5 separate regions of the Homo sapiens genome follow, and regions 2, 3, 4 and 5 are each linked to region 1. Evidence: chromatin loops called from intact Hi-C (ENCODE). Cell type or tissue: heart right ventricle. All regions are shown on one strand.

Region 1 (5,000 bases):
CCCTCTGACTAGAAACCCCCAGAAGCCTGCGGCTTTTGAAAGTTCTAGGTTTTTTTTTAAGCTTTGAAAAAAAAATGGTGGCAGAGGTTAAACTGCCTTTGAGAACGCCAAATGTTTGGATTTCAGTGAAGGTTGACATGGAAACCCACCTGAGGCTTCCTCGAGTGTCTCGGGAGGTAATAAAACCCGAGCTGGATGCTCCTGCTGCTGGGGGAGGAACAGCTCCCAGGGCGGCCAGGTGGGGGCGGCGGGGCCTGAGGAAGCTGCCCGGGGCCGCACAAAAGGGAAATCGAGGAGAGGAAGCCAAAAGCCAGAAAGGGCACGACGGGGGCGTGGGTGCGGGTGTCCGGGGAGACCTCGGCCGTCCCAGAACTTTCCAGGGCCCGGGGACCTGCGCCGCCCCGACTGGAAAGTTGGTGTTTTTACTCGAAGCCCTTTCTCTGGGCAGTTTAATAACAAACAGCGGCCGCAGCAATGGCGTCCGCGCCGGCAGCGTCGGGGCGCCCGGAGGCGGGGCGCGGCGGGGCGGGACTCTCCTCCCGCTCGGGCCCGGGGCGACCGGCGCACCCCACAGCCGCTCCCGGCGGCCGCCGAGGCGAGGGGCGGCAGAGAAAGGTCGGGAGCACTGAAGCACCGGGGTTGCCGGAGGCGAGGGCACCCAAGTTTATGCAGCTTGGGGTGGACGCTCGACTGCTGAGCTGCAAATACACAGAAAGCTTTGCCCACCGCTCGCCCCGTAGGTTCATCGCTTTATTCCCATCTACACCCAGGCACAGGAGAACTAAAGTGAAGAGAATTATCTTATGTTGGTTTCTTGGGGAGGAGGCGTGTGGAGGGGAGAGAGCCCTCCGGGAGAGACGAGGGAGAAAGGCAGAGGGAACCCATAGGGAGAGGAAGCAGGACGCCAGTGCTGCTTCCTAACACCTCTCTTTGTCTCCATTCAACACGGATTCCTCCCCATGGTGGGCCAGCCTTAGAGGACACATTCGTCTTTGCCCCCAAGGCCACCACAGACTCTGTGTTTCTACCCTGAGTACTAGAGGATGCCCTAGAAAAGAAATCTTGAGGACCTCTCTCTTTGAGACTTTGAGGGCCTCCACCTTCCAGCCACTGTTTCGTCCAAATCTGGGTTATCCATTCAGTAAAGGGTTGCCAGCTGAAATACAGCACACTGAGTTCCATATGAATATCAGATAGACAACGACAAATTTTGAGCATGAGTATGACCCACACAAAAATTCGTGTGCGTTTGTTTTATTAACTCTAGCAATCCTAATTCAGTACGTATTTCTGATTCTTCTTCAATTCCCGTCCAGACAGCAACCCTCTGAGACAGGAAGGGAGCGTGCTCTCACCAGGCACCATTTCCTGCCTCTCCCTCGGTCCCCTCTAAAATTGGTAAACCTCAGGTGTTTTCTAGGGAAGTCCCACCGTAAGTGGAGAAAGAATAAAGATGGGAGTAGAGATCAGGGGTGAAGTAGTTTAAGGTCACCTAACCAAAAATTGGAAATTTCAAACGCAAGAGCTGAGTTCTCCTTTATTGGAGGAATTAACAAGATGTGCTGTGAACATAAGAGTTAAATAGTAGTCGCCTTTTGTAAGCAACTCTAACAGAGGTTTACATTTGGGATTAATAGTAAACTCCCCAGGCCTTACTGACAGAAGAATGTAGTTGCCCAAATAAACAATGTTTTGATCGGGACTCGAGACCAACCCTCCGAGCACTCAGCCTCTTCCTAGCAGGAGCATTTCCCAACTCTGAAGTAATTTGTAATGTGCTGGGAAAACATTTTCAAAAAATGGATATCTAAGATACCATAAAAGGGAAAACAGTTCTCGCTTTTGAAGTAAGAAATACCATTTGCAGTAAAATTTCTTCCGTTTGCATTTCTGAATTATGTCTTGATAAAGCTAGGCTTACAGTGCCCGAGTGCTGCCTCCGACCTAGTAAGGAAGAGTCTAATGGAACAGTGTGGGTCTGGGGTTTACTGTCCTCTAAATATTATACTGTCTTCTTGGTACATAAAAATAAGAATACCTCCCAATGATGGGATTACTGTAACTGGCCTTTACTTCCCACTGTAGGCTTCCTGGAACTGGCCTTTCAGACTGGAAGACCCCTCAGCACAATTTTGTCACACCGTCTCTCAGCGGCCACTGTTCCTTCAAGGGTAGAAAAAGTTAACATTTCCCAATAGCACTTTGACTAGAAACATGAATGTGCTGAGAAGCACAGAAAACATATTGTTTTACTGGGAGGTCTCAAATGACTCCGGGAGGACTCCCTTGAAAAGGCCCTGGCTCCAGGTCAAACTCCAAAAGTGCTGCTCACTCTGCCCCCTGGTGCAAGTCGGTGTGCGGCTCACCCAGAAAGGAATTCTTCCCCTTTCCAGGTGGTGTTGTGGACAGCTTTGGAGGACCCTGCTTCCCAGGGGACCAGTGACTGTTTCTCTATGTGTCATGAGCTGAAGGCCTGAGGATCTGAAGATTTGGATTCTCCTCAAGTTCACTCCTTCAACAAGTATTTGTTGATTACCTCCTGTGTCCATATCACTCTTCACCAGGTTATCAAGGGAGGCAGGCTTGTGGGTGAAGGGTGAATTCCGAGTCATCGTGGGGAGTGATGAGGATGGGGAAGGGCAAGGAGAGAGGATGGGCACACAGGAGCTGAGCAGCAGTAAAGCTGCCGTATGCCCATGTCTAGCGCTGTGGCTGGCACAAAGCAGATGCTCAGGAAATGAAGCATTCTACTGCAAATGGTGTTTCTTACTTCAAAAGGAGATGGAGGTGGGTGTGCTCAGGAAATACTTGTTAAATCTCTTTAAGGATGAAATATTCTGGGTGACTTTATGTTATTCCTAAGCCAACTTTTTTGTTCCAACTTATTAAGTATCTTTTATCGATACTGTTAGGTAAACAGGTGCATAGGAGAGCCAGGGTGACACCATTTTAAAATCAACTGTATCTTAAATCTAACAAGGCACGGTCATGACCATGTCCTAAGATGTTTACAGCTAAGGAAGCAGCTTCATAATACCGGCAAGAACAAACTCCTATGACGACAAAATGCCCAGATGCACCAATATCACAGGATAATATATACTTTTAAGATGATTATAGCCATGCTTTCATGTGCCCACACACTAAAATGCCAAGGATAACTTCCATTATATCAACAAAGTAATACATTTTGTCACATTGTCAGCCCACCCACACATACATATAACTTAGCTTAAACTTTACATAGATAAGACCCCTATAGAAGAATTTACAACAAAGATGATATATTCCTCCTCTTGCTTTCTGAGGACGCCCTACTTTGTATCTGAGTAGCTTTCAATAAACTATCTCTTCTCACTGTACACTGTAACTTGCCTTGAATTCTTTCCTGTGTGAGATTCAAGAACCCTCTCTTGGGGCCTGGATCAGGATACCTTTTTCTGGCAACAATACTACTTTAGTAATGTTTTGTACTAAACAAAGCTGTTTTTTTGTTTGTTTTGTTTTGTTTTTTTTTTTTTTTGAGACGGAGTCTTGCTCTGTCACCCAGGCTGGAGTGCAGTGGTGCAATCTTGGCTCACTGCAAGCTCCGCCTCCCAGGTTCACGCCATTCTCCTGCCTCAGCCTCCCAAGTAGCTGGGACGACAGGCGCTTGCGACCACACCGGGCTAATTTTTGGTATTTTTAGTAGAGACGGTGTTTCACCATGTTAGCCAGGATGGTCTCAATCTCCTGACCTCGTGATCCGCCCACCTTGGCCTCCCAAAGTGCTGGGATTACAGGCTTGCGCCACTGCGCCCGGCCACAAAGCTGTTTTTTGGTTTATTTTATTTTTCTTCTTGGATGGTTATAAACGTCGCAGCATGTCAGACTCAACATTCCGATCTTGGATTGCAACTGGCCGGTAGTGAGTACTGCAGCCACAGGTTGTAGGAGATGGGAGTGAGTGTGCATTGACCCAAAGGCAGGCCTGGCATTTCTCATGAAATCTCTTACAAAAGTTTCCTTGTGGAGTTCCCTTATTCCTTATGGGTTAAGGATTTCTTAATCCATAAGGAATAAGGGAAATCCTTAAGGATTTTGTCAGACGTGGCTTATCTAAGTTTCCTTACGGAGATGCTCTATCTCACTGAAATCTAGCAAGTGATGTTTGGGCTTAGGATGGGAAGGCAAGGAAAGCAGTTAGCTAGAAAATTGGTATTCGTCGGGAGCCTACTAAGGAATGCAGTGTGGGTATCCAGCTCATGACAACATGCAGGTTGTTTAAGTTTGCTTGAATAAAGTAGACAGGCCTCTCCTCCGTCTTTGGCTGGCAAATAAGAACATATCTGGGAGACATCCATCAAATCCACATGGTTGGCTGCTCACTCTGTAAGAGAATTTATGGAAAAGTTTGTCCAGGAGTTGGCATAAGAAACAATGCTACTGATTATTCAAACAATTAGATATTTATTGATTCCAGACAGAACATTCCATAGCACTCGATGTGGTGGGAGATGGAGGAGGAGGAGAAGGCACTGTCTCTTCCTGTTGGAAACTTGTTGAGTAGTTGAGGATTTGAAGCTAATACACGCAAAACAACCAAGTACCAAGTACAAGAAGGGCCTGGGTCTGAGGGGTTGGAGTGCAAGGAGGGACCTGAGGTAGTAGTGATAATATGGCAGGCCAGGCACTGTGTGTGCCAAATGGACTGAGTAGGTCATTTCTGTTCATCTTCACACCAGCTCTATGATATTTGTACCATTGTTTCCCCCATTTACACATGAGGAACCTGAGCCTTAAAAAAGTAAAGGAGCTTGCCCGAGGTCACCCTGCAAGAAAATGGCACAACTGAGCCAAAAACATTTGTATAGGAGAAAGTAAGAGAAAAAGTGGGTGGAAAATTGTCATTTAGTGGAACAAACACTGTTTCCTTGCCTTCCTCTATCTTTAAAGTGCAGATAATAATCTCTACCTTTCAGGATTGTTAGGCAGGATAAATGAGAGTGTCTGTGAACATT
Region 2 (5,000 bases), 140 kb after region 1:
CCTAATGAACCAATGTTATCTATCCACAGCTTTCACTGTATAGATTAAAAGAGCTTATACTTATACCCTCTGTTGTCTCAGGACCAGAGTCAAGGAGCTATCAGCTCTAAGTAGCTGCAAATTCATTCATTTAAAAAAAAAAAACAGTGTATTGAGCTGGGTGTAGTGGTGCAGGCGTGTAGTCACAGCTACTCAGGAGGCTGAGGTGGGAGGATCACTTGGGCCTAGGAGTTCAAAGCCAGCCTGAACAACATAGCGAGACAATCTCTTAAAAAAAAAGAAGTGTACTGAGTGGCTATTCTGTGACAGCAACTGTTAATAAGCCTGCTTATAAATGATTTTAAATGTCTCTGGATTTACTATTTCAAGAAAATTTTTGCTAACTAAATAAAGGTGATGTGGTAATAACAGTAAACATCATTTGATTAACAAAATAGACTTGATGGATATAAAAAATGTTAATGCTACTAATGTCTAGTTGTACCTCATACTTTCTGGAAAATACAAAGTCAATTTGTATTTTTTTTTAATATACCAGATCTTAAATTAATTCAAGGAAAAGTATCAGACTTGAAAATAGCTAACACGATGGCTAACATTTAACATTTCAATTACTTACTATATGCCAGACACTGGTAACTGAGTTACTTGTTTAATCTTCTAACTAACAATTCTGTCAGGAAAATATGTTATGAACTTCATTTTGCCAATGAGAAAACGAAAGCAGGAAAAGGTTAAATAATTTATCACATGGATTATAAGCCTGGGGATATAAACCTATGTAGTCTGGCTCTAAAGTACAAGCGCTTAACCAGTTTGGTTGTTTCTTCTTCATGTTTGAGAAAAAAAAAAAAATCCCTAGGAAAACAATTCCAATCTGACACAAAAATGCATCAGGTAACCAACTGGGTATATCCCGATGAAATAAAATCCTTCAAAAAAAGGCCCTAAACTCCCCCAGACCATAATATATGGTTTAATGGATAATGAGGGGAAAAAAAAGACCAAACAGTGGGTTTACTCAGTTAAGTTCTACCTAGGAAGAATCCCTTATGGCTTTTTCTCGATTCTCCTTAATTAATCAAATTTTCCCCTCATTTGAACCTTCAAAACACTTCGTGGCTCCCAAGCACACCGTATCATAACTGCTTCTTTGTTTATATTGCCCTCCAGGCTGTAAACTCACATGGCAAGAACTGTGGCCTAGCATATGCCTTGCATATAGTATGTGCTAAATAAATAGTAGCTGAATGGACAAATAAACAGATAGATCATTTTTAGGTCCTGAATTACAACAGTGTCTACAGTCACCTTACTGCTTTTACTGAATGGAAAAGTTCCTGGAGGGACTTGTAGGGCCTTAGGGCCCTTAGCATACAAATACTTTTTCAATAGATGGTTGCCTAATTAAGTTGAGGTATAAGGGATTAGATAATTCCTGACACTTGTTAAATAAAGGTGAGAGGAGTTCATGAAGTCAGCTTTAAGGCAGTTACCCCTGATTAGGGCCACTGGGCACTAAGCTTTCTGGGTAAGAGTTGCAGCCATTCATTGTGGTTTTACCATCTCTCCTGAGGAGCTACTGGTGATAAACTACATATTCTCCCTCTCCCAGTCAGAATGCCTTTTCTTTTGCTTTATTAAGAAAATCCATCGTGGAAATTATAATGGGAATATTCTGTGACAATAAAATGAGAGCCTATAGGCAATATATTCTATACTATCATTTTTTCATTATTACAACCCATAATATTTATTTAGTGACCAGAGACTAAAGCCTTACTAACTTTGTTTTAAAGATACTTGAAAGTTGTTAAGGTGATATATTCAAATAGTGAATAAGAAGAAAACTTGTCCAATGGAGCTGCCAAAATAAAAACCTATTCATAATAAAAAATAATTTAATGGGGGGGTCTCTATACATGTGTATTTTACAGAAACTAGACAGAAGGATGCTAAAGTTTATTTTTTCTATACTATGGACTACAATAAAAAAACTACCATTTATTCATTCTGTTTCACCAGTTTTCATTTTCAGCATATTTTTATGCTACAAATTGAACAATACTGGCTCCATCTGGTGGTCAATAAGCCTCCTAAAGGTTCATGAAAATTAGTTAAAAGTGGTTAAATAATTTAGGGGTTATCTGAAATATACTTGAACATTAAAGTATGCCTCAACACTGAACACTGATTATGTGTAATTCAGTCTAATTTACATGGAAGTGTTATTTTTTTCTTCTATAGTTTATCCTAGCTTCATTGCTTCATGTTATGAGGGGCTTAAAATAATTCTCAAAATAAAATAATACAGAACGTTTTCCTCTGTGTTTTTCCATTAGAGAATTTGAGAAATGTGCAGGTTACAAATTGTCTCATGGAATAAATAATACAGTTAAAATTTATGCAGTTTTTCAGATTGGATTCTGTTTTAAAATATAAACTTGAAAATACTCACTGATTTTCGACTGTATTTTCCATTAGAGAAGGGTAGCTTGTGAATATATGAGTTCATATCTAGGAGTTTTATATATTTACATGCTACTGAATGCTTAATCTTGATTTTTAAATTCTGCATAAAAGGAATATGTCTAGAATCACAACATAAAATTTGAGTACTGTGAAGTTCTTAGGTATCAGCAACCTGCTCATTTTACAGATAAAAAAACTGAGGTTTGGAGAAGTTCAATGATTGTGCTAAACTGGGAGTATGAGAAAACAGGTTTTACGAGAAGCCAGTGTCTCGTTTCTACACACACTACCATATACACTTTCTCTTTGTAGCACGTTCTCACTGCACATATGCTTCATAACAAACTAGTAATCACATTGGGGTTATATACATTTACAGCATAGTGTGACATTTATAAAATGGAATGTATCCTTAATATAGTTTTAACTCTCTAAATTAGGAATTTTTAAAATTTTTACTTTTGCTATTTTCCCTTAAGATGTCGGAAATTAAAAAAAAAACCTGTTTTAAAGCCCTACTCCTATCAAAATACAAAATTTTATCTTGTCTTTTCAGGAGTAAAGGGCTTTGTTGAGTTTATAATTCAAATAGCAGTTATGTTGGTAATAAATTATAGTCATGACAGCATATAATTTAGGATACCACAAAGTATTATACTAAAAATCAATTCAAATAAATTTAAGTAATCTTACCTAACATGTTAAGGGATAGAGAGAACTTAGATCAGTAAAGACAGGTTCTGAACACAAAACATTAAAACTGGTCTTAATTGTCTTATTTTTACTAATAATTTTTCTTATACTGCTCCTTGAGGAGCAGGGTTAACCCATGGGCAGTGTGCCCAGAGTCTCCCTAATAACGTTTTTTATTAAACAGTGGGTCTACTACATAAACTTATCAGGGAGCCTGTCAGATAGACTACTTGATAAGCAGCTTTTTACAGATGTTTCTGTATTCTTAGTAATGATCACAAGACACAACTGCAATATATAAATGATTATTGAGAATTGTTGAGGGGCATATGTGCTTTTCTTTTGGGGGCTCCAGCTTTCTACCTATCAGCTGTAGTTTGTTGTTCCTGTTTAAATTTGCTCATTCTCCCTCACGCAAACCTCTGGACTAGCACACAGGTTGATTGATGTTGCCCCCCAGGTACCTCAAGAGAGCACACTTTGTGCTTCTGCAGATGGTGTGATCCGCAATTCTTGTAGCTCGATGGCCATTTTGAAAACATTTCCATGTTGCCCTGCCATTCTGGATGTGGAAACTACAAATTATGTACCCCGTGTTGTAGCAGTAAGAAAAAAAAAATTCTTCAAGATAAAAAGAATTTATGAAGCCAATGAGAAAGGAGACTCAAGAAGTACTACCTAAAATTGCCCAAGGCGAATTAAGCATTGCAGAATATCTGTGTTTCTAACAGTACTTAAAGGAGGGTTCTATTGTTTTGTAACATAAGGTAATTTTCTCCAAGTAGTTATAAGAATTTACAAATCTGTTCAAAACAGTCCTTAAAATACTTGCATGTGTGGTATTGCAGAGTATTCTTTAGATTTCCTATGTGATTGAGGAAACTGAAGCAATAAAGTAGCTTCTAAAATATAAGTATGACCACTTCTGCCAGCACCATCACCATTTTTTTAGGATCTAGCATGTCTAAGACACAATGTTAAGATACTGTGCATGCTTTATTACTTAATTCTGTAACAACAGAAGGGGTATTATTATCCCTATTTCATGCATGAGGAAACAGAGGTTTAGATAGGTTATCTCTTACCCCAGTTTATATGGCTAATAAATGATGAAGCAAGGATTTGAATCCAAGGCTGTCAGACTTCAAAGCTCATCCTTTTTCTACTCTATTTAGTGCAAACAGTTATGGTGGTAGGTGGTACTATTATGCGTAGGAGTGAGGGAAACCAATGACAGTTTTCCAGGTTAGGAGCTTATATACTGGACAAAGGGTAAGACATACACTATTACTGTGTAGTGGTACAAATAACATGAGAGGTTCTGATATTTAGGAAATTCATGCAGAGAAGGGAGAGGGAAAGCTGGGTAGAGGAAGTGGCAGCATAAGTGGGCATTAAAGGAGAAATAAGATTTGGCAATAGCAGGTAAACGAGAAATAATAACCAAGACATAACAACCAAAGGAAATACAGGGCAGGATGCACAGGAGGCAGAGAAAAATTATTCTTTGAAAATGAAGAATGTATAAATAAGATGGGGAATAAAGAAAATAAGACAAAACTCTGATCATGAAAGTCTCTGAATGCCAAATAAAGAAATTTGAACTTTATTTTGGTAAGCAATGAGCAGCCACATTTTATATCTTGTTGGTCCTATACTGCCAAAAATAATTCATAGGTGTTTGTGAGCCTCTTATAAAAATTTTTATTTCTAATATTCCTATACCTAATTATTGATTATTTGTGAGCCTTTTATAAAGTTAAATGTGTTGAACCATTCTAGATTGTTATGTTGTTTGGACTCGTGTCTAAGAATTTTTTAAGGGTTATTTTCTA
Region 3 (5,000 bases), 300 kb after region 1:
TTGTTGAGAACACATTACTAGGAGAAGATCCTACTATATGTAAACTTGTTGAAAATTATTCTGTTAAATATCATTCCCCAGTTTAAATATTAAGCACTCAATAAATACATGTGTAGGTTTAACATCCAAAAGTGATAACCAGCTTTAACAGATTCCAGATGTTTCCTTACCAATAGAAGCAATACCACACGTTTTCAGTAAAATTATACTTTGAACGGCTCATTGCTTAAAGGGCTGGTGGGCTAGTCTAGTTTCTGATCCTACTGCTTAAATGGAAGAATGACCAAAGGATAATAGAGTACTTCAAGCACACCCTGATGAAAACTCATGTATCAAGAGTACACATTTTTGAATAGATAATGATATCACACTGACATCCTATCTGGCTGGCAGCTATACCCATTATAACTCAAACTGAGCAGTGACTTTCCTTTAAATATAATTATCCCTTTTACCACGTTGTAGTTTTTCAGTACATTTGGAGCTTTCCTGTGTTGTTTTATTTTTTAACCATAAAGTTAACTTCAGAGACTCGCTGGTATAAATAACCAAAAGTACTAATGATTTGGAAATTTATTAAAATTTATTTTTATTTTTTTAGAGACAGGGTCTTGCTCTGTTGCCCATACAGGATCATAGCTCACTGCAGCCTAGAGCTCCTAGGCTCAAGCAATCCTCCCACCTCAGCCTGCTGAGCAGCTGGGATTACAGGCATGAGCCACCATGCCAGGGTCTGATTTTGGCAACTTTATGAACTGAAAAAAATACGTGGTCATGAGACAATCATGGAAATTTCTACACTAGAGGAAAAAACTGTTTCTTCCTTTTGAAATTCTGTACTTTCTCCTCTATCCTGACCTTATTTTTCTTTTGTTTCTCTTTGTAGGTAGGACAGATAGGATGAAGGAGGGAGAGTAGAGAATGTGAATAATGAAAATGTGGGGGAACAGAACAGTTATAAATAAATGTGTGCTGTCTGCACCATTTACAAAGGCACACTTTGCCAATTATTTTACCTAAAAGAATCCAACAATGTCCACAATACTCATGTTTACCTAAAATATTCAAGCCACCTTTGGAGACTTCTTATTTAATTTACTTTTCTAAGTAGAAAAGTATTTAACGTACTTTTTAAATTTATTTAATTTTCTTAGTAGACTTGCAATGCACTTGAATATAACTTTTTCCTCTACAGTGAATATACAAATTATGTGATTTTAATTTTGCAAATTATACTGATTTATAAAAAGAGAAAAATTGTTTACATAAGTAAGTGGATATATATGTTCCTATGTAAGAAATTACCATAAAAACTAAGCTTTAAATGTCTGTTAAGTCATCCAGTCTATGGTATTTTGTATAATAGCCCAAAACACTCCTCTATCAATCCATTCTCCATACTAAATACAATCTCAATATATCATTTGCCTGTAAAAACTTCAGTGGCTCTCCAGTATTCTCATGATAGATCAGATTCCTAAATCTAGCTATCAATGCCATGTTTGGTCATCAGGCCCATACTACAGCCAAGGAAATCTTTTAAGAATAACCCTTAATTGTAAGAGTGAACACAATTTTGGAAAATGCAAACTTTGACTTTTCTTAATATTAGGTAAACAATTTTTTAAAGACACTTATGAAAGGTACATTAAAAATGAACTTTAGTTCTTATACAAAATTTAGCATTGCTAAATTATAGTTTATATTATAGGGTATATAAGTATTTGAAATTGATTAAAGCCTACAAGACTGAGTTGGGAGTTTAAGGAACACTTAAATCTAACATAAATAAATATTTGGTTGGCTCATCTATTAAAATTTTTAAATATATTTTTGTTACATTATAAACCTAACCTTTAAAAAAATTCATAATTTTTTAAAATCAGAAAACACATGCCTTGAATGAGAGGAATAAAACATTATGTATCCATAATTATATTCATGATTTAACTAAAAGTTACAGTGTGAATGAGAGGTTTTTCAACTCTATGAATCTAGAAGCATGCATATGATCACTAAAATCTTTAGTCTATATTAGCTACTATGTATGGTATATATAATATAATCTAGTATGTAAAATTATTCAACAGTGATTACTTGAGTGTCAGGTGAATATTGCTGGAAAAAAGACATTTAAGATGACTCCTAAGTACCATTTCTAAATGTTAAAAGCTATGCTTTTAGTGGAAATTTCTGGGAATCATTTTTATTTGATTACATAAAGAAAAAATTGAGGGAGCTATGCAATGATAGCGTGGAAATCCTTTTTAAGTTTTTCTACATGTGGTTGAGAAACATGATAGGGAAAAAGAATGTTATTTAAATGTAGTTACATTCATATTATCCCCAAATAGTATTTGAAGAAAACAAATACTATTGTTTTTTAAAGCAATATTATTTAAAATGTATACTATAAAGTTGAAATAGAATCACAAAAGAGATAATTTTTCAATTAAGTTGAATTTCAGGAGAATAAAATGTTGAGTCATAAATCCAACAAACTTTCATCACCAGACAGTAAACTTTTCACCATTTGCTGAAATTTATTTTATGATACTACTGAGCTTAGGATAGGTATATGGTATTTGGTAAATCAGACTTGAAAAGATATTTAAGAATGTTTTCAGGCTCACTCATTTTCTTCATCAGTTTTGACAAATTTTGCTTACCGAAATTATTTGAGGATGTCTCTTTTCTTTCTATACAATTACTCTACTGCTCTCATTGGTATTTAACAAATGCATTCTTCCACATCTAGCTAATACATTATTACCCTATATATATGAAAGTATAGAGCCTTTCTAAAAAAGGATCAGAGAGAAATAAAATGGAATTGAACTCATAGGATCATTGTTATGTTTACTTTAAGCTTGGTGTATTTTATTTTAGGCCTGCTAATGGGCCAATTTGTACAACTGTTATGTTTATCAAACATTATGAAAATAGTATTTTAAAAATTAGCTGAAGAGAGGATTCAATCTGAATTAAAGTGAAATATAAAAAGACAAAAACTCTGATATCTAGCACAGTAACTGACTCACCTGCGGCTGACTGATTTCTTCTCCACTTCTCCTTCTCCAGCTGATTTAACATTCGCACTTGTGTCCTTTTTTAATTTTTTGGCAATTCTTTCTCTCATCAGGTTCTTTTCATCACCATCAATATATTCATCATGCTCTGCACTTTCATCTTCTCCATCCTGTAGAAATGGAAAATGAGTATTTGCCAGGTGCTCAATTTCCCCTTTCATTTCTAGAGATCTATTGCATCCACTGAATCTCCTTATTGCATTCTAAACTAGGTTTTTTTTTTTATTTTGTTTTCTTTTGTTTTGAATTATAAGCCCTTGAAGAATCTGCTACAGGTGGGAATAGCCCTGGGTTCTGCTCTAAGCCAACTATGTAATTATGGGATACCCCAGGAAAGGCTGTTCGCTCAACTCATGCCCAGCTCCTTTGTGCAGCAGACTTCTCCCTCTGTGTCACTCGGGCTATTCTGTCTATATTCCTATTCTTATCTCAGTGGGAAATGTGGCTTTTGAAGGCAGTTGGCCAGCATACTGACCTCAACAGGGATCAATTCAAGTAGAAGAGGTGTAGTGCAGAAGCTGAGATTTCTATAATCCAAGTCACAGCAATCACTTCTCTTGTGAAAACCCTCTAGTGGGTCCCCAACTCACTCAAGGCCCTATGCAATCTAAACCTCCCTGACATAATCTCCTACAACTCCAGCCCACCAACACTAGCCAACTTTGGAGTTGTTGTTCTCTCCAGCCTGAAACAAATACTCTATTCCAGATATCTCTTCATTGCTTGCTCTTTCATCTCCTTCAGATCTTTGCTCAAATGTTACCCTCTTGGTGATGAGATTAACCTATTAAAATGGTAGAACCACACACTTACCTCCAGTACTCTTTCATCTTCCCTGGCTTATTTTCCAAAGTACTTATCACCTATCTGATACACCATATATTTTAATTATTTGCATGTGTATTGTCTGTCATCCAATTACAGCAAACACTCCATGAGAGCTAAAATTCTGGCCTGTTTTGCTTACTGCTGTATCTTCAACTCCTAGAATAGTGCCCAGCATTGACAGATGGAGGAACAAAGGGAAGAAAGAGGGGAGAGAAGAAGGAAGAAATAACCCCAAGTGGATCATTTTTCTTTTGTGATTCTTTCTTTGATCTGGTGAGTCGTAGTGAAGCAGGATTCTTAATTTGAGACTTGTGGACCCCTAAAGCACTGGTCCTCAAAGTCTGGTCCTTAGATGGTATTACATAGTTGTTTATTAACACCTAAAATTCTAGCCCTCATTGCAGACTTATTGAACCAAAATCTCTGGGGTAGGAATTACGAATGTTTTCAACAAGATGTTTAAGTAATTCTTAAGCACTAAAAGGTGACAACCACCAACCTAGGCCTTCCATGCTCAGGCCTCAGGAGATCTAAAAAAAATTCCCTGCAAATTCATATAATTTTGGTTGTGAATGTAGTACATTTTCCTGGGAAAGGATTCACAGTTTTAGTCACTCACCCATGATATTAAGAGCAAATCTATACTTTTACTTTCTATCCTATACATTGATCCTAACTTCTAGACCCATATTATGTTACACAGATGTCTCCAAATTACCTCAATCTTGAAATGTATAAAATTAAGCTCATTATTTTTCATCCTTTTCTCCACCTCAACCCTATGCTTTCTTTTGCACCCATCTAACAAGTTGCTCAAACCAGAAACCTTGTGGTTGTCTTGGACTACTCCTCCCTCACCTCATAGTGTAGAATCAGTCACCTCCTAGACCTCTTTCAAATCTACCTCTTTCCCATCTCACAGCTGTGGTCTTATATCAAGCTCTCCTCCTACAATAGCTTCCCAGTATCAGTCTGTTTCCTCTAATTTGTCCTCTATAATATCGCCAATAGTGATCTTCCTGAAATGCAAAATTGATCATAGCATCCTTCTTTTTAACAAACACCTTTCAACTGTTCCTCACT
Region 4 (5,000 bases), 290 kb after region 1:
TAATGTTTTAAGAAAGTTTGCCAAGAAAGCCCAGGATGGGCTGCATTCAAAGCCATCCTGGACTGCATGTGACCCATGGGCCACGGGTTGGACAAGCTTGAGTTAGAGGAAAAGGGGAGTAAAAGAAGAGCTAGAGATAGCAAAAATAAAATCACTAATTATAATTTTCCCTCAGGCTCTTGCATAACTTCATGTACTTCCAACTTTGTGTAAAACAAAGAAGAACTTTACTTCTTCAGTGGCCCTTCTCTTCCCAAACTATACTTTCCAATTTAATTTACAGGGAATTCACAGTATATGGCCTAAAAAGGCCAGAAAGCAGTGAATATTTCACAATTTTTCAACATGACTATATTTGTTCCGGGGTAGAGACCAATGCTGAATAACTTAAAGAATGTTTTTCTGCACATAATGTCAAATCTATGTTTCAAATGCACAATTCTATTCCCTATAAACTGATGCAGTGAGATCAATGGATTCTAACTCTCAAGGATAATATAAATCAATACATTCTAAAGAGATGCAAATACCTCTTTTCTATTTTGACAAGAGAAGCTTCTCCCACATGTGCATTTCACTGCTTCCTGTCTGCCATACAAAATCTAATTGTAAAAACAGTAGGGTTGTCATATTTCTGATATACATAGCTGAAGTTCAAGGATTTTTTTTGTTTGTTTGTTTTGAAGGTGATTCCTTGGATACGGATTAACTGGTTCTCAATGAACTGAATAGGCACTTTAAAAGTGGTATTTTTATTTCAAGTGGCCCAAGAAACAGTTTAGTCCAGAATATCCAAAAATTATTGCTATTAATGTCCAAACAGAAGAAAAATGGAAGCTTGCCAGAAATGCTAAATATAGTATGGTTTCTATTACAATTAATACTATTCCAAAATTTTAACCATAACTGGTAAAGGCAATTAAAACAAACCACCTAGTCTACATTGAGAGATTATGCAACATTATTTAAATAATTGAATATAATGTTAAAGTGTTATTCCTTTTAAATAGTAGCTCCAAAAAATGACTTATTTTATTAGCATCAGAGTCATACATATGAAATTGCTGATATTTGACTGTTTTTGATTTGCAAAAATGGCAATTTTTGTTCAACCCTTTTAAATCTGGTATTTTGATCTTTTCCTGAAATATATACTGCCTACTTAACATCCATAGCACTTTGTATGCACGTCTAGCAGAGCGCTTGTCATACTGAATTGTAATTAATTGTTGACAATTCTTATTCTTACACTATATTGTGAACATTTCCAGATAGAAACCATATCTCCTTTATTTTCATGTTCCTGGAGCCTACCACTTCCTGGCACGCACCAGTTCTTACACAGTGGCTGGGAACACGAATAACATATATTTGAGAATAGAATGATTGGTTAGGAAAAAATATACAAAAATAAAAATCAAGTTCTAGTAAAAATTAGCATGTAAATTTCATTAAACCTGAGACTGGTCCAAAGCTTAATATTTGCTGTTAAACAGAAAGATTTCCTGAAAATACAACATTTGGATTACTACTACTCCATACCAAAGCAAAAAAACAACTGCAAATTTTCTTTATTCAGAGACCAACTACCCAGTATATAGATCTTGGATTTCTATTTCTCTTCCTTTCTTTTACTGTCTGCTTCAGTCCAACACGTTGGGACAAAAGAGAATGAAAGGAAGCAGAAATGTTCTAGTCCTAGTTAATTTCACTCTTTGCTTATAAATCTTCTGTGAGATGAAGAGAGGCACATCCTAGAGATGATAATTTCAATGGTTTGAATTGGGTTGTTATAATATCTGTGGGTTTCAATGTTTGTTACTAACCTGTTTTTTTTAATTTGTACTATCATTTAAAAATGTATACTATCCTTTAAATTTTTGAAATTTAAATATTGAACTATCTTTTTAAATTTCCTAAAGCAAACAATGTTTATTTACTAAGGATAACTCTGTACTTCCTAAATCTAACCATAAAGTAAGAGAATCCAGACACAAAGTACAGTAAGAGTCAAAAATTATCTAAGTACGAGAAGAAGCTTATTAATTTTTCTGAGAAGTCTAGAAATTCTGGGGAAAAAATATCCAAAGTTCCATAAGAATTCCTAATCATATATTTCAAACCCAACAAAAGAAGATCTGAAACACTAACAGCTAATTTAGGTGTTCATCCAGACCTTAGAAGGTATGAAAACATGACTCTATTATCCCATGCTCCACAATTTAGAGCTTAATCAATTCATAAGATCTTTATTTTCAACTTCAATATTCATATCTAAATTCCTGATGCTATCATTATAGTTATATATCTCATATTCAGTCAACCTAACAGAACTCCTGAGCAAAACACAAATTCCAGTTAACTTTATCAAATAAGATCATTTTTTCTTAAAAATGGAACAGTGCTGCAGTCAACTAAACATGGCATATAAGTAGAACATGGCTGATAAAGTTAGAACCTGTTCAAACACTAAGACTGATGCCCTTCTAGTTAACCGTAAAGATTATCATGAAATTTTTAATGATTGTGATTTTAAGGTATATGTTAAGATTTCTTTCATTTATATTTCAATTTGATGTAATTAATTTAGAATCACAATAAAAATTTAGAATCACAATAAAATTATAGATGATAGAAATTGCACAATAAAAGATAGCATTACTATAATGCTGTAATCATCCTAACAAACCACTGATTTTTTACTATCTGGTCCACTTATTACAGCTGATTTTATTGTTTAGTCATTTATTATGTATCAATATACAGATGCTAAAAACAAGCAGGAAAGACAACACAATCTGATTTACATGATCAACTTGCAGTAGCTGAGCTCCACCTACAGGCAAAAAAGGATTCTTTACAATAAGCTTTAAAATAGGACTTTCCAAAACAAGCTGCAAACTACCCCAGTTTTCATCAACCTTGGCTGGATATTAGACTTACATGGAGTGTTTTTAAAAATTTCTTATGGCTGAATACCAAAATTTATGAACAGCTTGTTCAGGAATGGGATGATTCAAATGTACAAACAAGGTTGAGAGATACTGATTTTATTCCTTATCAGCCACATTTTAAAAAAACATTAGAAACACCCAAATATCTTATTTTCTTTCTCTAAAATTACTTGATTCTCACTTTCTTGACCCTTTTATCTTTCTTAAGATTAAAATCAAGTGCAGCTGAGATAAATGTCTTAACCCTGTTGAACTGCAAAAGTTCTGTGAAAGACCTGAGGTAACCCTACAAAATATCATCCACTTTTACATTATTCTATACCTCAGAAATAATCAAGGAGGTATGTGTTTGGGAGTAGAATTCTTAACACTGAATGCATATTAGAATATCTACAGAGCTTTGATAAAGTATATTGCCCCAAATTAATGTATGCTCTTAGATGTGAGAAAAGTAAATAGCATTAAAAAAATACTTAGAGGAGTAAATTTAACCAAGAAGCTAAAAGATCTGTCTGCTGAAAACTATGTAACATTGAAAGAAATTGAAGAAGGCACAAATAAATGGAAAGATATCCCATTCTGGATTCATGGATTGCAAGAATTAATATTAAAATGTCCATACTACCCAGAGTGATCTACAGATTCCAGGCAATTTCTATCAAAATTACAATGTCATTTTTCACAGAAATAGAAAAAAAAATCCTAAAATTAGTATGGAACCAGAAAAGACCCCAAATAGCCTAAGCAATCTTGACCAAAAAGAACAAAGTGGGAGGCATCACGCTCTCTGATTTTAAAATGTATTATAAAGCTATTTTAATCAAAACAGCATGGTATTTGCATAAAAACAGACACCTCAACCAATGAAACAGGATAGGAAGTATAGAAATAAACTCAGGTATTTACAGTCAATTGATTTTCAACAAAGGTGTCAAGAACACACAATATATAAAGAAAAGTCTCTTCAATAAATGTTGGGAAAACTGGATATTCACCTGCAGAAGAGTGAAATTGGACCTTTATCTCAAACTATAAGCAAAACTCAACTCCAAATGGATAAAAGACTTACGGATAAGGCCTGAAACTGTAAAGCTACTAGAAAAAAAAAAGAGGCGGGAATAGCCTGATGACACTGGACTCAGCAATGATTTCTTGGATAGGACTCCCAAAACACAGTCAACAAAAGTAAAAATAGACAAGTAGGATTGCATCAAACTAAAAAAGTTCTGCGCAGCAAAGGAAATGAATAGAGTGAAGAGACAACCCATGGATTGGGAGAAAATATTCGCAAATCATACATCTGATAAGGGGCTAATATACAAAATATATAAGGAACTCAAACAACTCAACAGCAATAAAACAAATAACCCAACTAAAAAATAGGCAAAATACCTAAACAGACATTTCTCAAAGTTTGCTTAGACTAGAAGAATAAGTTTTGTGGCCTGGCACAGTAGCTCACGCCTATAATCCCAGCACTTTGGGAGGCAGAGGCGGGTGGATCACGAGGTCAGGAGATCGAGACCATTCTTGCTAACACAGTGAAACCCTGTCTCTACTGAAAATACAAAAAATTAGCCTGGCGTGGTGGCACGCTCCTGTAGTCCCAGCTACTTAGGAGTCTGAGGCAGGAGAAACGCTTGAACCCATGAGGCAGAGGTTGCAGTGAGCTGAGGTTGTGCCACTACACTCCAGCCTGGGCAACAGAGCGAGACTGCGTCTCAAAAACAAAAAAAAAGAATAAGCTTTGTAATGCATGCTTACCACAGTTAATGTACTTCAAAATTGCTAAAAGAATACATTTTTAATGTTTTCACCACACACAAAAAAGGTAAGTTGCTGAAGTGGATAAATACGTTAATTAGCCTGATCGAATCTTTCTACCATGAATACATACAGCAAAACATCACATAGTAACCTATAAATATATACAATTACTATTTGTCAATTAAAAATAATATTGTTTTAAAGGTTAGAAAAGTGGTTACTATTAGGAGATGAGGGGGAAGTAACTAGAATGGGGCAAGAGGTGAATTTATGGGTAAT
Region 5 (5,000 bases), 63 kb after region 1:
AGTAAGTGTTCTATAAATATTATGACTTAATTCCTTTAGCTCTATGGTAGACATACAGAGATTTGGGGAGATGATTTAAGTATATTAATTTTTATCTTTTTTTTTTGAGATAGAAGTTTTCTCTTGTTGCCCAGGCTGGAGTGCAGTGGTGTGATCTCGACTCACTGCAACCTCTGCCTCCCAGATTCAAGCGATTCTCCTGCCTAAGTCTCCCTAGTAGCTGGGATTACAGGCATGCTCCACCACACCTGACTAATTTTTTTGTATTTTTAGTAGAGACGGGGTTTCACCATGTTGGCCAGGCTGGTCTCGAACTCCTGACCTCAGGTGATCCACCTGCCTCAGCCTCCCAAAGTGCTGGGATTACAGGCGTGAGCCACCGCACCCGGCCTCTATTTTGTAATTAATATATTTACTTTTCATTGTAAAACAAGGGATTTCTATAGCAATTCAGAGCTTAATTTTTGTCTGTTAGCTAACTTACAAAATTTAAGCCTTTCGCGATTTGCTTTCAAGGCCCTCTGCCCTTTGGGTCCTATTGTACACAACCCTTTTCATGCTCCCAATTCATCAGTCCCTGTCCTGTCCTTTCACACATTCCACAGTTTCTTGTATCATGTTTCCCCTATCTAAAAAACTTCTTTTCCATTTCCCTTTATTATAATCTCATTCTTCCTTTAAGGTCCAGTTCAATCATTCTTTTCTTCTACAAAGACACTTCTGATTTCCTTGGTCCAAAAATAATGTCTCCCTCATAGTCATTCTTATGAAATTGAGTATTTTTAAACAATTTCAAATTTAGAAGAGGGCAACATTTACAGAAAACTTGCAAAGATTGCACAGAGATTTCCCACGTACTCCTCAACAAGTTTCCCCCAATGTTCACATCTTATATTACTATGGTCTATTTGTCCCAACTAAGAATCTAATATTGGTATACACACTGAACGCTTGTAACTTACGTTGTAGCTGACTATTAACTGTAAAATCCTTGAAATCAGGCTGTGTGGCCCTTAGTTTACTCATTCTGTAATATGTACAAAGTCTTTGCTTACCATTGAGCACCAAGTGGGAACTAAAACAATGTTTGTTGAATGAAAGAACAATCACTCCCATTGCTTTAACTGTCTACCTCAACATAATCTCTGTTTAAGTGTTTTGTGTAAGTGGAACATAAATACAGAAAAATGTGACTATAAATGTAAAGCTCAGTGATTTTTCACAATCTGAACATACTCATGTAATTATCACCTGGATTTCAAATAGAACATTTCCTGCATCACAGAAGCCCCTCCATGTGCTCCTTCCAGTAACAACCACCCTCCATCTTGACTTCTTATGTTGCCTTTAGTTTTATTTCAGTAATGGGACACAGTGTCATGGTTCATGCTTATAATGTGACCCAGTTTTATACTGTTATCATGTCTGTGCAAAGTGGCTTGAATCTATTAAAAAATTCATGGCTTGATTAAAGGAAGTATAACGCAGTAGATTTTCCAATAGCCAAACAATGTCCATTGTCTTTGTAGTTTATATAGTTTCTGCATTAAAGCCTAGCTTACGGTTGGGTGTACCCACTTTGGACCGAAAGACAATTCCATTTCTGACAACATCATTGAGCCCAGTGTAGGAAGTAGGACATAAACCATTTTCATTTCTGTTCCCTTAGAAACACATGGAACAAAATAAAGTTTGCCAAATGGAAATATACAAAACCACTGGGGAAATAAATGTTATTTTTAACCTTCTAAGAGACTATCACAAATAACTGGGAGGAGAGTGGAAAGAATTCAAAAAGCAGATGACCTTTTAACAGGCAGAACATAGCAGGGTCAGCAAGTGTCTAGAGAATGTTGTGACTTGGAGAAGGGATGCTGGGAGCCCAAGCCTGGAGGAACTGATCTCACCGGTTATGATGAGAATGGAGCTAGCTTCTTCCCAATCCTATGTGAACTGGATGGCTAGAAGGGAACCTTCCTCCAGTAATGGAAACAGTGAGAATCCTTGGGTACTAAACAAAGGAGTAGATTTGGAGATCTAGGAGCTAGTGGGTTTGTGGCTGGCAGCCAGGTCTGGAGTGTTGCTTTCAGGATGCCGGGTTTTCTCTACTCTTTGAGCAAATCTCACCCTATGGAGACACAGTCACCTGCATTCTAGGTGGAGACCACAGAGGTGAGGAAGTGGGTTAGAGGGAGGATGACAGCCATACCGTCAGTAGAGGGAGCTGTTCTGGGAAGGAGACAGGGAGACAGGAACCTCTTCCGCCTTAAGAGGGAAAAGAAAGCCACCACAGCCATTCTCACCCTTTTGAAGTTAAATCACTGCTTCACTGCCAGTTCTCAGGTGGCTCAAGAATGGACGGCTACTTTGCAAAGCACGTGCCAATTACACAAAATTGCCTACTTTGTCATGCGAATTTAAACCAAGCAGAGAATGCCTCTTGATCAATCTGGCTTTTCTTACAGATACTCAGCATGGAGAAAACTGGCTTGGTTGGAGACAGAGTTTGTGTCACACTTTTTCTCATAAAGGGAAAGTTGCTCCAGACCAAGCAACAAGGGAGATGTCAAAAGCTGGCTGTTCCAGCTTCTCCCTTGAGTTACAGATCGTCACACAACTCTGAGCACAGGAAGGACCTACAGTGTTCTTAGAAGCAGTAGAGTTGCATGCCCTTTACTAACCAGGCTAACCAATGCAAGAGTGTGTAAGACCTTCTAGGCAAAAGGCCCTGGGAGGCTGAGTTTATTCTCAAACCACCAGCCTTTCTCCCACCATCACGTTCAGTTACCAAAACATACTTACTTTTTTTTTCCTGTAACCTCATTTTAGAAGTGAACAGCTTTCAGTTAAAGTGATTTGCAGGGGATAAATAGAAGTAGGCTCATGCCAGACCTCACAGAGAAGTTCTAGATGGGCCCAGCATGGTGGCTCATGCCTGTAATCCCGGCACTTTTGGAGGTTGAGGCGGGCAGCTTGCCTGGGGTCAGCAGGAGTTCAAGACCAGCCTGGGCAACATGGTGAAACCCCATCTCTACAAGAAGCATAAAAAAATTAGCCGGGCGTGGTGGTGTGTGCCTGTAGTCCAAGGTACTTGGGGGCTGAGGCGGGAGGATTTCTTGAGCATAGGAGGTCAAGGCTACAGTGAGCCCAGATCGCCACTGCATTCCAGCCTGGGTGACAGAGCAAGACCCCATCTTAAAAAAGAGAGAGGGAGAAGATCTGGATGGTTCATGTCCTCTGCTTATCCTGGATATCTAGAATCTTACGGAAACCTTATATTACCCTTTCATGAAGTGGGAAAAGGACTTTAGAGAAGGGGGACAGATTAGAAGGCAGAAAATGCACTAAATAGTGTGACTCTCTCTTCATTTAGGCCCAGTTCTTTCTCCTGTACTTCTCTAGTTTTTTAGTAAAAGAAACAAGGAGACTGGAGCTTGGACTAACAGAATTAGCATGTTCAACATCAGTGTTCCAAAAATCATCAGCCATTTATCTTCATGGGGAGTTTTTCCTTTAGGCGCCAGCTGACTTTCTTTTCTTTGGCCCCTCTTTCTCATTCTGCCTTCTGCCACCAGCCTCCATCTCCACTGCAAAACTCTCCACGTCCCATTCAGGTCAGGGCCTTCCTTCACAGGCACAAAAGCTCATCCTGCAAATAATCAGCTTCTGCCCAGGTTCTCTATCATTAGCAATATAGAAAAGAGCAGAAGCTTTCAAGTTTTGCTCACAATTTGACATATATTTGATCAAATTTTTAGTTTGGGCTTGTATGCTCCACCAACCATCAAACCCTGGCAAATGTAAGTAAGGGTGAAGGGATGGTCTACCTCATACACTAGTAAAAACTGAGAACATCTTAGATGCTCATAAACGGAAATAGTGTTTAAGTACTTGATGATACCTCTACTAAAGGAGTAGATCTTTATGATCTTTAAAGCAATGTTTGAAAAAAGCACAAAAAAGTTTCTGCCACAATATAAGTGAAAAAGGTAGGCTACAAAATGATATAACATGACTAAATGACGTTAAAAACCTGAAGATCTGCTGCAAAGAAAGGGGGTTGTGGGGGGAGACAGGAAGGAAATGCATCAACGTTAACAGAGGTTGAGTCTAGAGGGTGGGGCTTTGGGTGATTACTTTTTTCTTCGTAATTTTCCACCCTTTAAAAGAGCATGTCCTACTTTTATAATTACGGAAAAAAGAAAGAAAACCTTGAGCTTTTGCATTTAACCAGTCCGCAAAAGCAATAAACAAGACGCGCTGTGGCCAGGGAACCCAGCGTTCGAGGGGCCGGCAGCGCGATCTGGCTGTCGCCTGTGGGCGGGGCGCAGTCCCCGGGACAGCCTCCCGGACCCGGGCCCCCAGGCTGCCCGCAACCCTCAAAAAGGAGCCTGTTTTATCTCTGAGCAGAGATGACGTCACCCTAAGGAAACCAGAAAGTGCTGATTAATCATGAAGTCAGAACTAATCCCTGAAAAGAAGTCGGGTAGGGGCGAGGCGCGAGAGTGCCCCAGACGAGATTGCAACCTCAGACGCCGCGACCGGGCTGGGGTCTCGCCCGTCACGCCCAGCCGGGACGCCGGTGCGCCCCGCCCCCACCTCGCGTCTCCCCGCTTCCCGCTTCCAGCTTCCCCCGCGTACTCCCAGCCTCCCGCCTCCCGCCGCCACTAGGTTTCTCCGGCCAGCGGCCTGGGTGGCGCATGCGCAGCGGCGGGATGGCCGGGCCCGCTCCAGACCCTGGCAGTCCACAAGCTCCCAGTCGCCTGCCGTGGTCCCTCCCCGACAGGTTCTTATTGTACCGCGCAGTGGTCGCGCACCGACTAGCTGTGCTTTTAAAGATGATTATCACTATGGCGGTGAGACAGTAGTTTGGCCGAGACCTGTTCCAGTACCCGAGCCAAAAAGGGTGAAGTAGATCCAGGACCGTCACTGGAAGCCACTTCGAGAGAGAGGCCATGCTTCTTAAAGTATGGGTTTCACAGCCGCCAGTTTTTTGGAGG

Evidence for each region. A loop is a pair of places that touch in the nucleus more often than their neighbours do. Peaks named below come from ENCODE experiments on the same cell type or tissue, not always from the same donor. Only the 100,000 strongest peaks of a DNase experiment are listed, where the experiment ranks them.
Region 2: a loop joins it to region 1, with 3 times the contacts of the local background. A loop is called at or near these places in 37 of 110 quality-filtered maps.
Region 3: a loop joins it to region 1, with 3 times the contacts of the local background. A loop is called at or near these places in 39 of 110 quality-filtered maps.
Region 4: a loop joins it to region 1, with 11 times the contacts of the local background. A loop is called at or near these places in 39 of 110 quality-filtered maps.
Region 5: it touches region 1 in a loop (6-fold over the local background); 35 of 110 quality-filtered maps call a loop at or near these places.

The regions. Positions count from the first base shown.
Region 1 is chr5:65,098,621-65,103,620 of GRCh38, reverse strand. LOC107986419 (a long non-coding RNA gene) reads right to left here. Exons shown (of 3, transcript XR_001742682.2): 3 at 3,801-4,369. Among named protein-coding and RNA genes, the nearest start is that of CWC27, 330 kb to the right of the region's middle. RefSeq lists enhancers at 131-631, 632-1,132 and a silencer at 360-649. In heart right ventricle, CTCF peaks have their summits at 243 (motif pointing right) and 2,337 (motif pointing left); DNase peaks (open chromatin) are centred at 380 and 2,320; H3K4me3 peaks cover 1,088 bases; H3K27ac peaks cover 1,696 bases.
Region 2 is chr5:64,956,067-64,961,066 of GRCh38, reverse strand. All of the region lies in intron 11 of CWC27 (CWC27 spliceosome associated cyclophilin), which reads right to left. Among named protein-coding and RNA genes, the nearest start is that of CWC27, 190 kb to the right of the region's middle. In heart right ventricle, a CTCF peak has its summit at 2,078 (motif pointing left); no DNase peak of the experiment used is centred here.
Region 3 is chr5:64,802,428-64,807,427 of GRCh38, reverse strand. CWC27 (CWC27 spliceosome associated cyclophilin) reads right to left here. Exons shown (of 14, transcript NM_005869.4): 10 at 3,042-3,199. Among named protein-coding and RNA genes, the nearest start is that of CWC27, 36 kb to the right of the region's middle. In heart right ventricle, no CTCF peak of the experiment used is centred here; no DNase peak of the experiment used is centred here.
Region 4 is chr5:64,809,063-64,814,062 of GRCh38, reverse strand. All of the region lies in intron 10 of CWC27 (CWC27 spliceosome associated cyclophilin), which reads right to left. Among named protein-coding and RNA genes, the nearest start is that of CWC27, 43 kb to the right of the region's middle. In heart right ventricle, CTCF peaks have their summits at 2,633 and 2,839 (motif pointing left); no DNase peak of the experiment used is centred here.
Region 5 is chr5:65,035,225-65,040,224 of GRCh38, reverse strand. No RefSeq gene overlaps it. Among named protein-coding and RNA genes, the nearest start is that of CWC27, 270 kb to the right of the region's middle. RefSeq lists enhancers at 2,069-2,363, 4,195-4,711 and a silencer at 4,585-4,634. In heart right ventricle, a CTCF peak has its summit at 2,189 (motif pointing right); DNase peaks (open chromatin) are centred at 2,023 and 4,674; H3K4me3 peaks cover 1,194 bases; H3K27ac peaks cover 4,247 bases.